Linked DNA regions of Homo sapiens: all the other regions are linked to region 1. The links are chromatin contacts, found by Hi-C or POLR2A ChIA-PET in ENCODE. All regions are on one chromosome and are shown on one strand. The core of a region is the stretch at or near the end of the contact, and the rest is flanking DNA. Distances in the headings are between cores, read along the strand shown. Region 1 overlaps LINC03033 (long intergenic non-protein coding RNA 3033). Region 2 overlaps PRKCH (protein kinase C eta). Region 3 overlaps SYT16 (synaptotagmin 16). Region 4 overlaps PRKCH (protein kinase C eta). Region 5 overlaps PRKCH (protein kinase C eta).

Evidence for each region. A loop is a pair of places that touch in the nucleus more often than their neighbours do. ChIA-PET counts read pairs that join two places held with the same protein, here RNA polymerase II (POLR2A). Pooled maps may share reads with other maps.
Region 2: a pooled map shows a loop between it and region 1 (2.1-fold over the local background). The contact joins two enhancer-like sites. A Hi-C loop is called at or near these places in 1 of 50 pooled maps. POLR2A ChIA-PET finds 5 or more read pairs at or near these places in 2 of 52 experiments (activated CD4-positive, alpha-beta T cell and activated T-cell).
Region 3: a loop to region 1 is called in a pooled map, with 2.6 times the contacts of the local background. The contact joins two enhancer-like sites. A Hi-C loop is called at or near these places in 1 of 168 maps with a recorded cell type or tissue (heart left ventricle) and 3 of 50 pooled maps. POLR2A ChIA-PET finds 5 or more read pairs at or near these places in 3 of 52 experiments (CD4-positive, alpha-beta T cell, IMR-90 and WTC11).
Region 4: a pooled map shows a loop between it and region 1 (2.7-fold over the local background). The contact joins two enhancer-like sites. A Hi-C loop is called at or near these places in 5 of 50 pooled maps. POLR2A ChIA-PET finds 5 or more read pairs at or near these places in 2 of 52 experiments (T-cell and activated CD4-positive, alpha-beta T cell).
Region 5: a loop to region 1 is called in a pooled map, with 3 times the contacts of the local background. The contact joins two enhancer-like sites. A Hi-C loop is called at or near these places in 7 of 168 maps with a recorded cell type or tissue (CD14-positive monocyte, HepG2, endothelial cell of umbilical vein and 3 more), 12 of 37 single-sample maps with no recorded cell type and 17 of 50 pooled maps. POLR2A ChIA-PET finds 5 or more read pairs at or near these places in 10 of 52 experiments (AG04450, GM12878, SK-N-SH and 6 more).

The regions. Positions count from the first base shown.
Region 1 is chr14:61,593,358-61,596,072 of GRCh38, forward strand. All of the region lies in intron 1 of LINC03033 (long intergenic non-protein coding RNA 3033), which reads left to right. Among named protein-coding and RNA genes, the nearest start is that of LINC01303, 24 kb to the left of the region's middle. RefSeq lists an enhancer at 955-1,084. Within about 2 kb of position 1,419, at least 2 of the 41 ENCODE cell types and tissues checked have a DNase peak (open chromatin) inside an H3K27ac peak, as active enhancers do.
Region 2 is chr14:61,437,910-61,440,609 of GRCh38, forward strand. All of the region lies in intron 2 of PRKCH (protein kinase C eta), which reads left to right. Among named protein-coding and RNA genes, the nearest start is that of PRKCH-AS2, 110 kb to the right of the region's middle. RefSeq lists an enhancer at 1,364-1,733. Within about 2 kb of position 1,287, at least 21 of the 41 ENCODE cell types and tissues checked have a DNase peak (open chromatin) inside an H3K27ac peak, as active enhancers do.
Region 3 is chr14:61,837,457-61,840,156 of GRCh38, forward strand. All of the region lies in intron 1 of SYT16 (synaptotagmin 16), which reads left to right. Among named protein-coding and RNA genes, the nearest start is that of SYT16, 26 kb to the left of the region's middle. Within about 2 kb of position 1,380, at least 2 of the 41 ENCODE cell types and tissues checked have a DNase peak (open chromatin) inside an H3K27ac peak, as active enhancers do.
Region 4 is chr14:61,389,378-61,392,202 of GRCh38, forward strand. PRKCH (protein kinase C eta) reads left to right here. Exons shown (of 14, transcript NM_006255.5): 2 at 1,848-1,911. Among named protein-coding and RNA genes, the nearest start is that of PRKCH-AS1, 68 kb to the left of the region's middle. Within about 2 kb of position 1,565, at least 4 of the 41 ENCODE cell types and tissues checked have a DNase peak (open chromatin) inside an H3K27ac peak, as active enhancers do.
Region 5 is chr14:61,460,080-61,462,779 of GRCh38, forward strand. All of the region lies in intron 9 of PRKCH (protein kinase C eta), which reads left to right. Among named protein-coding and RNA genes, the nearest start is that of PRKCH-AS2, 84 kb to the right of the region's middle. RefSeq lists a silencer at 1,272-1,566. Within about 2 kb of position 1,377, at least 10 of the 41 ENCODE cell types and tissues checked have a DNase peak (open chromatin) inside an H3K27ac peak, as active enhancers do.

The DNA of each region.
Region 1 (2,715 bases), core at 169-2,668:
ATCTAAAATGGTTGGTTAGTCAGAAAAATGCAGAAAAATGCAAAAATACTGAGAATATAGAATCTTCCTGCAATAAAGAGGTTTAGATTGAGGCAGACTTTCTCCAGAAGAAGCATCTGTAGTCATATTTAAGACATTCAAATAAATTGCTCAAGAACAGCCTTGTTTATTCAGCGCCTATCATGTAACTTGAGCAGAAATGGGCAGGAAATATGTGCCTTCTGAGTGTGAGCTATAGACCCACGGACATATTAATTTATTCAGCATACCATTTTTGAGCACCTAACAATGTGATAGACACTCTCCTGCTTCTGGGGATACAGCAGGAGGTAAACACAGAAAACCCGCCTGCCCTCATAGAGCTTATTTTCTAGTTGAGGAGATGAACATAAATCAAACGATCCACAGATGAATGTAAAATTATATTTATAACTCAAAGGCAAGGTTCACCGTGCTATGAAGCTTATCACAGGGCTTAGAACTTGGCCTCTGAAGGGTAACAGTTCAGCTGAGATCTGATGGCTGAGCATGTGTATTAAGAGGGAAGAGGAGGAGGGAAGAGATTTCCAGGCTGAGGGAACAGCATATGCAAAGGCAAAGAGGAAGCATGGAATATTGGAAGACCTCAGAGAAGCCCATTGTGTCTGGAACTGGACTCAGAGTGACAGGGACAGTGGTCAAGATATAGACTGGAGAGGTGGGCAGGGGAGTTCTGGCTACAAGGGTCATTATGTGGGCAGATACAATGGCTGACAAAATCAGGACATAAGGTTTCACTCAGTCCAAGGTTTTGTTTTGATTTTAATGCTCCTGGAAGAATCTTATCATTGCATGTTTCTAACTGGAAAAACCCCTTAAATATGTAATAATTAACTCAAATTCTCAGCTGGGTAAGAAGCACATTAAGTCACCCTGTGTAGGTCAATGAAAGGTGCCCAGGTGGGTCTTAGGTGTCCATACCCGGCACTGCAAAGACTGGCTCCAAGATGGGATGCAAAGACCAGAATGGGAATCACTGACAGCAGCTCTTGCCTCACTGTTGTGCTTTTCCAAGGATTTCACATGCATGAGCACATTGGACTGCTGCAAGACATCTGTGAAATGGGAAGAATGTAGTAGTTGTGGGGAGATGGCCAATGACTTGCCCCAGCACCCACAGTGACAAAGGGAAACCTTGAACTCATATTCACTGTTTCTAGATAACAATGGTTTTCCCCACAGACCACAACTGAGTCACCTACATTCTTTATTTCTCTCTCTCTCTCTCTGACCTCCTTAAAATAATAGAACTTAGAATGATCAAACTCAAAGGGGACTTTAAACACCTCTCAACTTATTTAATTCCCTCCTTTGCAAATTGTAACAAGTTTAAATATTTTGAGAAGCAATAGTATTTCCCCCAAATAAAGACTAAAACTGACTTCTCTCTTTCCACTAAAGAAAGAGAGAAGTCACTATTCTGGTCCTTTCTAGTGACTCATTTTTGGCTCTTGGAACATGTGCTGTCATGGAAAGACTCTTCCTATAATTCACTGTGACCTTAGAAGGCAGATCACTTTACCTCAGTTACCCTCTGTTTTCTCACTGTAAAATAAAAATGTAAAATAACTACAACCAATGATGACAAATTCATCTTACATCATAACCCAGCACACACACACACACACACACACACACACACACACACACACACACACAAAGTGAGAGAGTATTGAAACAAAAGTTCCAGGAATCTGTACTTATTCTTACTAGTACAATGTACACTATTTTCATTCTAGTCTGTTCTATTCCATTTCATTCTATTCTTCCAAATAGCTCTTAGATATCCAGTAAATGGATTTTACTACCCACTAAAATGTGAAGTCCTCAGGTTGACAAGTGCTAGTCTGGATACTCTCTGAGGCACCCTCCAGTCCTGGTTCTCTGACATCCACTGGGGCTGCCCAGAGTCTCCTGGAGGCCTCTTTCCAGCAAGGCAGGTCCCCTTCTGCAGCCGCAAGAGTGACTTGGAGACACTCTTTATCAGTCCTTGGGCCTCTAGTCCTTGGACCAACTAGTGCTGTTGGTCTTAGGGCAATTTGCCCCTGCAAGTGTAAACAAAACACTGAACCCAGCCTTCTGATCACAGTTAGCCAAAATTAGGTGGAGAAAGATCCACATTCAGAGTCCAACTGCAGAGTTTGAGAGCTTGGCCATTCTCTGCAAGAATCCCACCCAAGACGCCCAGACATCATATACACCCAGACCACACACATAGGCACATAGACCACACGTGGTAATCCACGCCTACTCACCACACATGCCACATACAAACACATACACAGCTCCCTCAACATTCACACATACCACACAGTTATCCACACGTAAATACCCACACTCACCCATACCATGTGTACATACATACACACAGATACTTTACACACACACACACATATACATGTACACACACACACTCACCATACACTACACACATACCACAACACACACGCATACACAACTCCTGAGAATCCCCACAACTCCTTTGGTGTAAAGCAAGAAATCATATAATTTGAAGATGAATGAGTCAGAGGGAAATAATTTTTTTTTTTTTTTTTTTTTTTGGAGACAGAGTCTCACTCTGTCACCCAGGCTGGAGTGTAGTGGTGTGATCTCGGCTCACTGCAACCTCCACCTCCCAGGTTCAAGTGATTCTCCTGCCTCAGCCTCCCGAGCAGC
Region 2 (2,700 bases), core at 37-2,536, 160 kb before region 1:
ACACAGCAAGACCCTGTCTCTTAAAAAAAAAAATCCTTTCTATTCCTAGAACTCTAGGGTAGTGTGAAGTAAGGGTTTTCACAGTTACACTAGGTAAGTTACTACCTGTCGGGTACTTCTCTAATTATGCTGTGCTTATTAACTTATCAAGTCCTCAAATGGCCCTATGAGGAACATATCCTTTATGTTCTATAGATGAGGAAACTGAAGCATTGGATGTTAAACAACTTGCCCAGGGCCACCGAGCTTATAAGGGAAGAAGCCGTCTGCACACCCCAGGCTCCAGATTCCACAGCCTCAACCACCAAACTCTCTTGTCTGTCGTCATATAGAAGGCTGTTCTGTTTTCTCAGTGTAGCCCCCTTAAAGATAAGCCACAGTAAACCACAGTGCTTTTGATATTAGGCAAATTAAACTTGAGTTCAATCGTATGTTACACTGAATCAAAGTTATATTCGCTGTGCATTTTACGCCAGTAATTCTGGAAACTAAAAAGTGCCATGCCAGAAATTTTCTCTGATTTAATTTGCTTACAATCATTTTAAAAATGAGGAGCTGTGATCCACGCTTTTGCCCCAGGTTGGAATATTTTAGAAGTACTTTCAAATATATATTTCTGCTGCTGGGATATAAAACCATAAATTCGAGCAGATAGAACAAAAGACCAAAGAGGATGATGTATTTACTGTTTTTGAGTTAAAGTTACAACAGTTTACAGAATCACAGCAACCGAGAATAGGAGTTCTCAGAGACATACTCCTCATCCACAGAAGCCTCACATGACCAACACAAGTTTCAGTCCAGTGCAACTTTTTGCAAATGAAAACTTACCCTGGGGTTGTTTGGTGACTCCTAGTCACATGTGCTTTCTAAAGTTCTCAAAACAAGCATGGGGTGACAGTCCAGTTTTATGAAATATAATTTTAGTTCAGAAGAGATGGGATTTTAGAATAGTTAATCTTCATTATATTTGACATAATTACTCTGCACCCTGTGGATGGGGTGGCTTTTCAAAACCCACTTCTGGTGAGGCAGACCAGGGCTCCAGGCCAGCACCCCTCTGGAGATTGGAATGTGAATTTCCGTGCTGGGACACAGAGCCAGCTTCCTATTTATTTAGAGCCATTGGGCACCTAAGGAGCCAAACAGAAGTTGTGATGCAAGTTTTGGCTGCAGAGCATGTTAGGGTTGCCTGACGTGTCTAACTAAAACATGATCTGAGAGATTTCTCAAAGCCCTGGTTGATTTAAGCACCATAGTATTCAATAGGGTTTTTTTTTAGTCCTTTTAACTCAGTCCTAAGTAAACAGGAGGCGGTGCAAACAATGAGGAAGTTCCCTCTGCATTCCGATGGTGAAGTGGGGTTGGAGTCTGTAGGCAAGTGAAGAGCGTGTGGGAGAGCTGTTTCCTTTTGCTCATGGCAGCAGTCTAGAACATGGTGACAGTGAAAGTCATTGGAAGCCATGGGGGCCCATTTTCTTTATGTGACCAAATGTCTTGCAAAGTCCCAGGTGTGTGTGTAGGTGCATGAGTGTGTATGTTTGTTTTCTAAACGAAGCACACGTGCAAAATAATGTAAAAGGGCAGAGTGAAGTTTGTCCATGTCCCTGTATGAAAGTGCATGGGAAGTGCCTGGGGCAGAAGTGAAAGAGACACGGCCCCAGGTCGTGAGAGAAGACATTGAGGTGCACTCCCGGCCTGCTGTGGGAACAGTGGGTTAGCATGTCACCGGTGCACTCCCAGGCTGCTGTGGCAACAGTGGGTTAGCATGTCACCCGGCTTTAGGATTTGGGGGAGTTTGCTCAGGCTCTGAGGCAGGTAGGTTAAGGCTAATTTAACTCTTAATGGTTGGAAGGAAAGAGGGAAGGGCCGTTTAGGAAGGTGAAAAGGCAGGAGTGAAGGTGGCAAGAAATGATTGGCATGCAGTTTTTTCCTAAATCCTCCTCTGGTTATAAGGAATCAACTGGAAAATTGCAGTGGCAATAGCTGTTAAGAAAAAAAATAGGATTCAGTTGATGAAATATTAAACATGCAAGTGGGCTGGTCTTTTAACCAATCTTTGTAGTATTAAGGGATTAAAAAGTTAATTCTTGGTAATTAGATCCCCAGGGAGAACTTAATTTGCATCTATACATGATAAGTGTTTACTATTAATAATTCAAGACAAGTTTTGCTTTGGCCGGTATTGAGCTGGGTCTCAGGCTGGTGATAACAGAGGCTGGATAGAGAGTGATACCATTAGCCTAATTTTGTCATCTGCAAGCAAAGGAATGTTAAAATCTGTTCACTTCGTGGTTTCTAAATGACTTCTAGAAGTATCATGAGTGGAAGAGGGCAGTGTAGTGTAGTAACTTTTGTTCTTCCGCAGTCCTTAGAACCTGTCAGGATTATTGGTTATGACACTGTTCCCACAGGGTGGACAACAGGGGCATTTTTATCTTCTTGAGACATATGGGAAACTTAAGAAGGAAAGTAACTAGGCTGTTTGCCAAAGATTACACCTACCTCCAAACAAAAACTGAGGCAGGTATAATTTTAACTGTGCTGGAATCTCTGAAGATGTTGGTGTCTTGGCCAAATTCATTTGGACTCTTTCTGCATTTCACTCTTTGAGATCTATTGTGTAGACTCTAATTTCTTTGACAGGTATTGTCACATTGGTCTCCACAAAAATTATTATTGAAAGCCAGGCATGGTGGC
Region 3 (2,700 bases), core at 130-2,629, 240 kb after region 1:
TCGAACTCCTGGCTTCAAGTGATCCTCCCACCTCAGCCTCCCGAGTAGCTGTGATTACAGGCGTGAGCTGCCGTGCAGCTGAGGCTGATCTTGGAGCTGGGGAATCGGCATCTGAAAGCTGCTAAGGCCTCACAAAGGCTCTTGGAGGGTTTGCCTCTAGAAGATGGGTACATTAATAATATGAGAATCCACCGCTCAGTGGAAAAGTCCTCTAGATACAGGCTTTCCAATTATTCTGTATTGCCTGTCTCCTGGGTTCTCTTTCTCTGTGCATTCCAGAACAGCCACGCCTTGGATGCTATGCTTCTGGCGTGCAGAGTCACCCTGCCACCTTGTGGCCATGTTTGGGAACTGTACTTCCTCAGATGTCGGCTTCCTTCCTATGTCTTTCTCAGTATCCAGCAAAGCTGAAATTGGTCACCCTGGATTGCTTCTGCCTTTAGCTTTTTGAACTAATAGGATTTGAAGAGATACTTCATAGCATACACCAAAAGAAGACTTTCTAATAGCTTTAAACAGAAATATATATGCAAGAAATTTCGTTGCCCCTGTAATGACATCTTGACATATTAGATAATGTGTGTTCAAAGCAAGAATAGGTCAATGTTATGTCTCAAAGCTGTTTCAGGGCTGCTCTGAGAGATACTGTACTTTTCCTGGGGATTGGAGTGAGCATTATGTAGTAGACATTAATTTTAGAGCACAGTTCTCTTTTAGGTCACATTCCTTTATTTTTCTATATTGAATTAACTACCTGACTGGTGGGAAAATTAAATCTCAATCATTACTGATACCCTTTCCCACTCCATAGGATAATATAAGAATCCCAGGCTGGTACAGTGCCATAAATTTGGGATGGGGCCCAGTCCACTCCCCACAGTTGGCTCCGTCATGACCACTGCACATTCCGACATGCTGCTGCTGAAGACATGATCCCCAGCAACTAGGCTGTCAGAGGACCCTCCCAGCTGTTCACCCACTGACGACCACCCTGAGAGAGAATGCACCATGTCCATCTACTGTTGGCTTTCTGGAAGAGCTCCCCCAGCTCCCACCTACCCAGGCACAGGTGGGAACGAGGTCTGTGTTTCTGACAGAACACAATCTCTTAAATTCATTCCTTTCCTGTTCTGGAGAATATTCCTGTCCTTTCCCTTTTGGCATAGGCTTTCTTTCACAAAGCCCTGTCTGGATGGGAACTTTTGTAAGTACCTTGAAACTTCAATTTATTACCCTGAAATTCACAAAATTATTAAAAATGGAGTGTGACTCTTGCTAAGGACTCAAAAACTCCAAACATAAAGTTGTCTATGTTATTGGAAGGGAGAAGGGAAAAATACTGATAGTAGCAATAGCAGCAGGAAGAAAGTACAAATTAATATCTCGATGAATCATCATGCCCCATTGTGTTTGATGTAGGCAACAGGCCTAAGGCTTCTGCAGCTAAATCTTCTCTTTACTTGGGCCATCCCTAGCAAGTGAAAGGGTGTTTATTGAGGGTGTTTCCCCACCGGCCCCCCACCCCCCCGCCATGGTCTAAGCACTGTGCTGGGTTCTTGCAAAATGAAGATGACCTCGCAGCCACAATTACAGAATGGTAATCAAGTACTAAGTGCTAGGAGAGGAATACAGCTGGAGTTCTGTGGGAGTGCTAAAGGAAGTTGCTGTAGTCTAAATGTGCCCTCCAAAATTCATGTGTTGGAAACGTAATCCCCAAGGTAACATTATTGAGATGTGTGGCCAAAGGGAGGTGTTTAGGTGATAGGGCTCTGCTCTCATGAATGGATTAATGCCACTATAAAAACAACTCTTGGGAGTGGATTCATGCTCTGCTGTTCTTCTGCCATGTGAGGACACATCAAGAAGGCCCTCACCAGATGCTGGTACCTTGATCTTGGAGACTTTTCAGCCTCCAGAACTGTGAGAAATAAATTTCCATTCTTCGTAAACTACCCAGTCTGTAGTATTTTGTTATAGCAGCACAAAATGGACTAACACAGAAGTGATGATAATTGCAGGAGGAGTTATATATAAGTCAGGAGGTAACCTATATGAGATGATATTTTAGCTGTGCCGTGAGAAAGCATCTGCTTGGTGGGAAAAGAGTGAGGTGCAGTACATTCAGGCAGTGAGAACTGCACCAGTACAAGTGTGGGAATGCTCTGTGGCTGAGAGTGATGCACGTTTTGGAATTATCTGAGGAAATGAGTAAATGTGAACTGGGTTGGAGCCCAATCACATTTGACCTCATTTGAAAAGCCAACAAAATCGTAATTTATTTTTTAGGCCAGCAAATCACAGTCCATTTTCTGTTGCATTATATTCCCATGCGCTTACTTAGGGAAATGTGCCAGTTCCTCAGGGCTAACTGTATTTCTATGTCTTTTTCTTGTGATGAAGAATGTCATTAATCTGGGAACATTGTGGAGGGGAAAGGGGGAGGGAGGAGGGAAAGAGGAGGGGAGGGGAGCAGAAGAGGAAGAAGGGAAAGGGAGAGGAGAAGGAGAGATGAGTTAGTGATTATTGGATTAGGTCAAGCAAGAGGTATTCAGGGGCTGAACTCAGACAATTCATGGGGAATGTGTGGATATAAGACATTTTGGAGACAGAATCCAGGGCTTGTATGTCATAGATTACATGTAGGGAATAAGGGAGAAAATAAAAGATTATAGAATTTTTCAAGTTTAGACAACTGGTGGG
Region 4 (2,825 bases), core at 315-2,814, 200 kb before region 1:
TGTGGAGGCTGTGTTAGAAACGCTAGGCCAATGCCAGGCACAGTGACTCACACTTGTAATCCCAGTGACTTGAGAGGCTGAGGTGGGAGGATTGCTTGAGCCTAAGAGTTTGAGACTGGGCAACATAGTGAGACCTTGTCTCTACATACATACATACATACCTAGATAAGCAGGCAAGCTGGTTATGGTGGCACATGCCTATAGTCCTAGCTACTTGGGAGGCTGAGGCAGGAGAATCGCTTGAGGCTGGGAGTTCAAGGCTGCAGTGAGCTATGATTGTGCCACTGCACTCCAGCCTGGGAGACAGTGAGACCCTGTCTCAAAAAAAAAAAAAAAGAGAAAAAATGCTAAATAATGATGCCATAGACTTTTCAGATTGGAAGAGTGAGGCTCAGTGTGGTAAAGGACCTTGCCCAGGGTCCAGAACCAGCTGTGACAGAATCAGACTAGAGTTCTTGGCCTGGTCTAGTAGGGGGGCTCTTTCCACTGTACCATGTGACTATTTGCAGCTTATTTTAAATTTAATATTTGACCAAAAATGGTCATTCGTATCTCTAGTGAAACTTCTCTATATGCCAGTCTTCCTCTTCAGATGAAAGGTCAAAGGCAGAAATGGAGCCACAGCCAAAGAAAGAGAAAAATAAAATAAAAATGGAGCCATGGGCAGAATCTGAAAAGATTTATTTAAGGACAATTGTAAATTCATGTATTTGAGTCCACAAGAGCCTCACAATGCAAGGCTTAGAGGTGTTCATGGATAGTGAAGTTAGCATCCGGTAGGAAGAGGGGAGTCCGCCCACCTAAGCTAGTGGTGATCAGAACAGAGCCAGAGGTGCTGTTCATCCTGGGCGCCATGCTGTATGGGGTCTTTCGGAAACTGGACTATATGCAGAGGACGACACCATATGAAAAGACTTCAAGCTGCATTGCTTGCAGAATGCATGTCTTGATATTTCAGCTGATAGGTAACTTCAAGGTATGTTGATACTCCCGTGACTAATTAAGAGTAGCAGTCCGACACAGTGTCTCACGCCTGTAATCCCAGCACTTTGGGAGGCTGAGGCGGGAGGATCATTTGAAGTCAGGAGTTCGAGACCAGCCTGGCCAACATGGTGAAACCCCATCTCTACTAAAAAATACAAAAACAGATCAGATGTGGTGGCACACGCCTGTAATCCCAGCTACTCAGGAGACTGAGGCAGAATTGCTTGAACCTAGGAGATGGAGGTTGCAGTGAGCTGAGATCATGCCACTGCACTCCAGCCTGGGCAACAAAGTGAAACTACCTCTCTCTCTCAAAAAAAAAAGAGTAGTGAATGCAAGGCTCCTAAACTTCCTTCCCTAGTGCTTCCTTAAGATTGACCAGACTTTGGTGGAAATATGTAGCAGAGACTCTTTATACTTTTTACTCCATAAAACTAAAGATTTGCAGTTGACCAAGCCACATGTGTTCATTACCTTGTATGTTGCCGTTATTTCTCTATTTCATATTCTTGCCATGTGGTTTAGTAAAATGCTGCTCTTATAAGCCATATGCATAAGATATGGAGGTCTCAAAAACAATTACCAAGTATGTGGATGTGCCTGTCTATATTATGACAAGCCAAAAATGGGAGAGAATAAAATTCAAGAGGAAGGAAACTGATAAAATGTGGTTTCTTTTCAGTCTTTACAGTTTTTTGAGCTTTCACTTGTTTCCCTGCCACTCTACTATTTAATGAAAGACTTAGATTTATTTGATTTGTGGCTGTGATTTACACATTAGGCCTCTCTGTGATGAATTGTTTAAGGCCCACAAAAATATTTTAAAACTAACATATAATATACATTTTTTTTTCTCTTTGTAGGTGGATCTCGAGCCAGAGGGGAAAGTATTTGTGGTAATAACCCTTACCGGGAGTTTCACTGAAGGTAAGAATGAGTTTTGGGTAGTTTCCAGAATACATGTAATCTTGGTTTACACTCAGTAGGAATTTCTATCATGGACATTATAAAAAAGAGCATGTTGTAAGAGATGCTTAAAAAATCACTTTCATAAGTTGGGCTGGCTAGTATTTTGTTGCCCAGTGGTCTATTGGTTCAGGTTGCCAAATTAAATATATTTGCTAAATCTGGCAATCTCACGTTTCATTTAACACACTCAATGAGTTTTTGTTTTTAGCCAGTGTCATCGTAGCTGAATGGTTTTTGCGTCTTTTTGGTTCATGACTGTGGAACTCTACGTCTTTGGTTTTGTGCCATCTTTTAGTTTGCCTGTGAATGTCTATGAAAGAAATTTAGGGATCCAGTTATCTTCTTTATAATCTCTATCTCATTTGTGACCTGTAAGGGATTCTGTTCTTCATCTGTGGCTACCGTACTCCCTACTCCCCCATCCAATATTTTTTTTACTTGAGGTAAAATTTATATGGGGGTGAAATGATAGATCAGAAGTGAACAATTTGAATTTTGACAAATGCATACAACTGCATAACCAGCACCCCAATCCAAGATACAGGACATTTCCATTATTGTGAACATTTCCCTGTACCCTTTTTCAATCCCCTGCTCCCAGAGGCAATAAGTAAAGTGCTTTATTTCACCACAGGTTAGTTTTACCTACCCTAGAAGTTCATATACATGGAATTATACAGTATATTCTCTTTTATGTCTGGTTTCTTTCACTCAGCATAGTTTTTAGAAGATTCATATCATTGTGTATATCAGTATTTTTTTCATTTTATTTCTGAGTAGTAGTATCCCATTATATAAATGTAGCATCCATTTGTTTACCCATTCTCCTCTTGGTGGACTTTTGGGGTTTTTCCTATTGTTGTCTATTATGA
Region 5 (2,700 bases), core at 127-2,626, 130 kb before region 1:
AAAGCAATCCACCCACCTCAGTCACTCAAAGTTCTGGGATTACAGGCGTGAGCCACTGTACCTGGCCACTTTATTTTTTTAAGACATAATATTAATAGTATATATTGGAAATTGTTTTGTATTTCTATATACCAAGCTGCCTCATTTTTAATGGCTGCATAGTACTCCATTTTAGAACATGACATAATTAATTTAACTTTTCCTCCTCTGTTGCTATGTATTGTGTTCCTAGTCTTTTATTTCAGTCATTGTTGCAGTGAGTCCCCTTGTACTTTTGTCTTTGTGTGCTTATGCTGGTGTTTCTGTATGACACATTATTAGTAGTAGTATTGCTTGGTCAAAGGGTATATGCATTTCACATTTTGATTGAGTTCAATTGCCCCCTCCCCCATTGTGGTTAAAGATAGTGAACGTTTTATTGTCCATGTACCACACATTGTTCTAAGTGCTTTATGTCTGTTATTTAATCCTTATAGTAACCCTCTGAAATAAGTTCTGTTATTATCACCCCATTTCACAGAGGAGAAAAGTTAGGTACAAAGAAGCTTAGTTCCTAAGTGGCAGAGAGCGTTTGAAGCCAGGTGGTCTGACGGCAGAGTCCAGGCAGGCTCTTCCTATTTGCTGGGCTGCGTCTCTAAATTCACACTCCCAAAGCTTGAGTGAGAAGGTGCATTTCCCCGCCTTCCCATCATGGCATGCTCTCTGTCATTTGGATCATCTCAGAGTTAGAAAAATGGTATATTTGAAGTTCCAACTTGCATTCCTCTAACTGTGAGTGAAGCTGGGCGTTTTCATACATTTCAGGGTCACTAGTATTCAAATCTGTGTTGGGAGGGCCACATGCAGCCTGGAGAATGGGTGGAGCAGAGAAGTCTGGGAGCTTGGTGACAGGACGCACTGAAGGAGATACATGGCTTGGACTCCCACGCCACCCCAGCGTTATCAAGAGAAAAAAAAATGGGGAGGCAGCTAATGGCTTCGTGGGCCTCGGCTCCCCTGCGCGCCTCTCCCTTCCCCTCTGCTCCTCATTGGTCCTCAGTGGCTCTTGATGGCCCTGGAGCCCATGCTGCTCCTGCCCCCATCCTCTGCTTTCCCTCTGCTGGATTGGTCCTTGGTTCCCCTGGAGCTCCAGTTCTCCCTGCCCCACACTGCTCCCTGGAGTAGCCTTGAAACGACTTCCTTGGCTGGGCACTTTGCCAACGTAAAGCCCCTCCCCTGCCCTCACCCCCTTGTTGGGCTCTTTTCTTGGAATAGAGGAGTGGAGTTACAGCTTGAGGCTTGAGAGGGATAGCTGGTAGCTGATACTGGTTGCCCGCCGGGGTTTCAAGCGCCAGCCTCCTGAACACCACCATGAACACCATGAGTCAAGCCGCAGAGCCAGGTGACCTCTCAGATCTTCTTCCTAGGGCCTGAGCCAAACATCACATGGTTTCCTATGACATGAGGTTAGATCATCTTCACCAGGTGGTAACCTTTGAGTCAAGCAGTCAACTGATATTTAGTGAGCTTACCTGGTCTTGCAGCAGCAATGGTTCCAAGTTACTACTGCTGAAGCAAAGAAAGAAGTATCTCATACCTAACAGGGGAATTTGATCTGTAAAAGGAAATTCTGGTGATTATAAGCAAAGATCTCATCAACAGATCATGTTATGGTAGAGTAAAATGAGGAAGTAACCTGGAACAGATTGGGAACCCAATCAATATAGCATATGCAATCAAAATGTTCCAGGAAAATGTATAAATTCTACAGTATACCAAAATTTTAGCGGCCACATGAGATTCCCAGTGTTTAGTGGGTGAAGCCTTTACTAGCATTGAAGTCTATTTTTCCTAGTGGAAGTTTTATGTTTGACCACAAGGTGGCAGTCATTACCGCAAAGTTACTTTTATTTCTCCACCAGAGAAACCAAAGGCATGGAACTGCCATTGCGGTTTAAGATGTGTGTGTTGTAGTAGATGTCTCCAAAGCAAAGGATAAAGGGAATGTACCCCTGCTTTAGGCTAAATGATAAAGAAGTAGTGGGAACCCACTTCAAAGAAGCAAGTGAGGCTGGGCGCAGGCAGCACTTTGGGAGGCCGAGGTGGGGCAATCACTTGAGCCTAAGTGTTTGAGACCAGCCTGGCCAACGTGGTGAAACCCCGTCTACTAAAAATACAAAAAGTAGCTTGGTGTGGTGGTGCATGCCTGCAATTCCACCTACTCCAGAGGCTGAGACAGGAGGATCGCTGGAACCCGGGAGGCAGAGGTTGCAGTGAGCCAAGATCGTGCCATTGCACTCCAACCTGGGTGACAGAGCACGACTTTTTCTCAAAAAAGAAAAGAAAAAAAAGCAGCAAAGGAGATTTTCTAATGCTGAGATAGAGGTATACAATTTTAGTTTTGCTGTCGTTGTTGCCTTCTTTGAGGTTTGCAAGGTATCGGACTCCACAGTACACATAGCATTTGCTCGCTGTGCATTCGTCTGTTGGAAGTCCTTATTTACTGTTGTAAAACTATCCCCATTTACTGTTGGAAAACTAACTATAAAGAACAGAAAGTGTTACTTGCTATGAGAAGTTACAGCAGAAAGATGCTTACTTTTTAGCTGCCCAGTGTTGCAGGCCCTGGCTTCTCAAGTAAGATGCTAATCAGTGTGTAATGCTGAACTGTGACAGTCTCCCCTGGAGAATTTAGGAGTGAGAGGGGGTGTTGGAGCCACT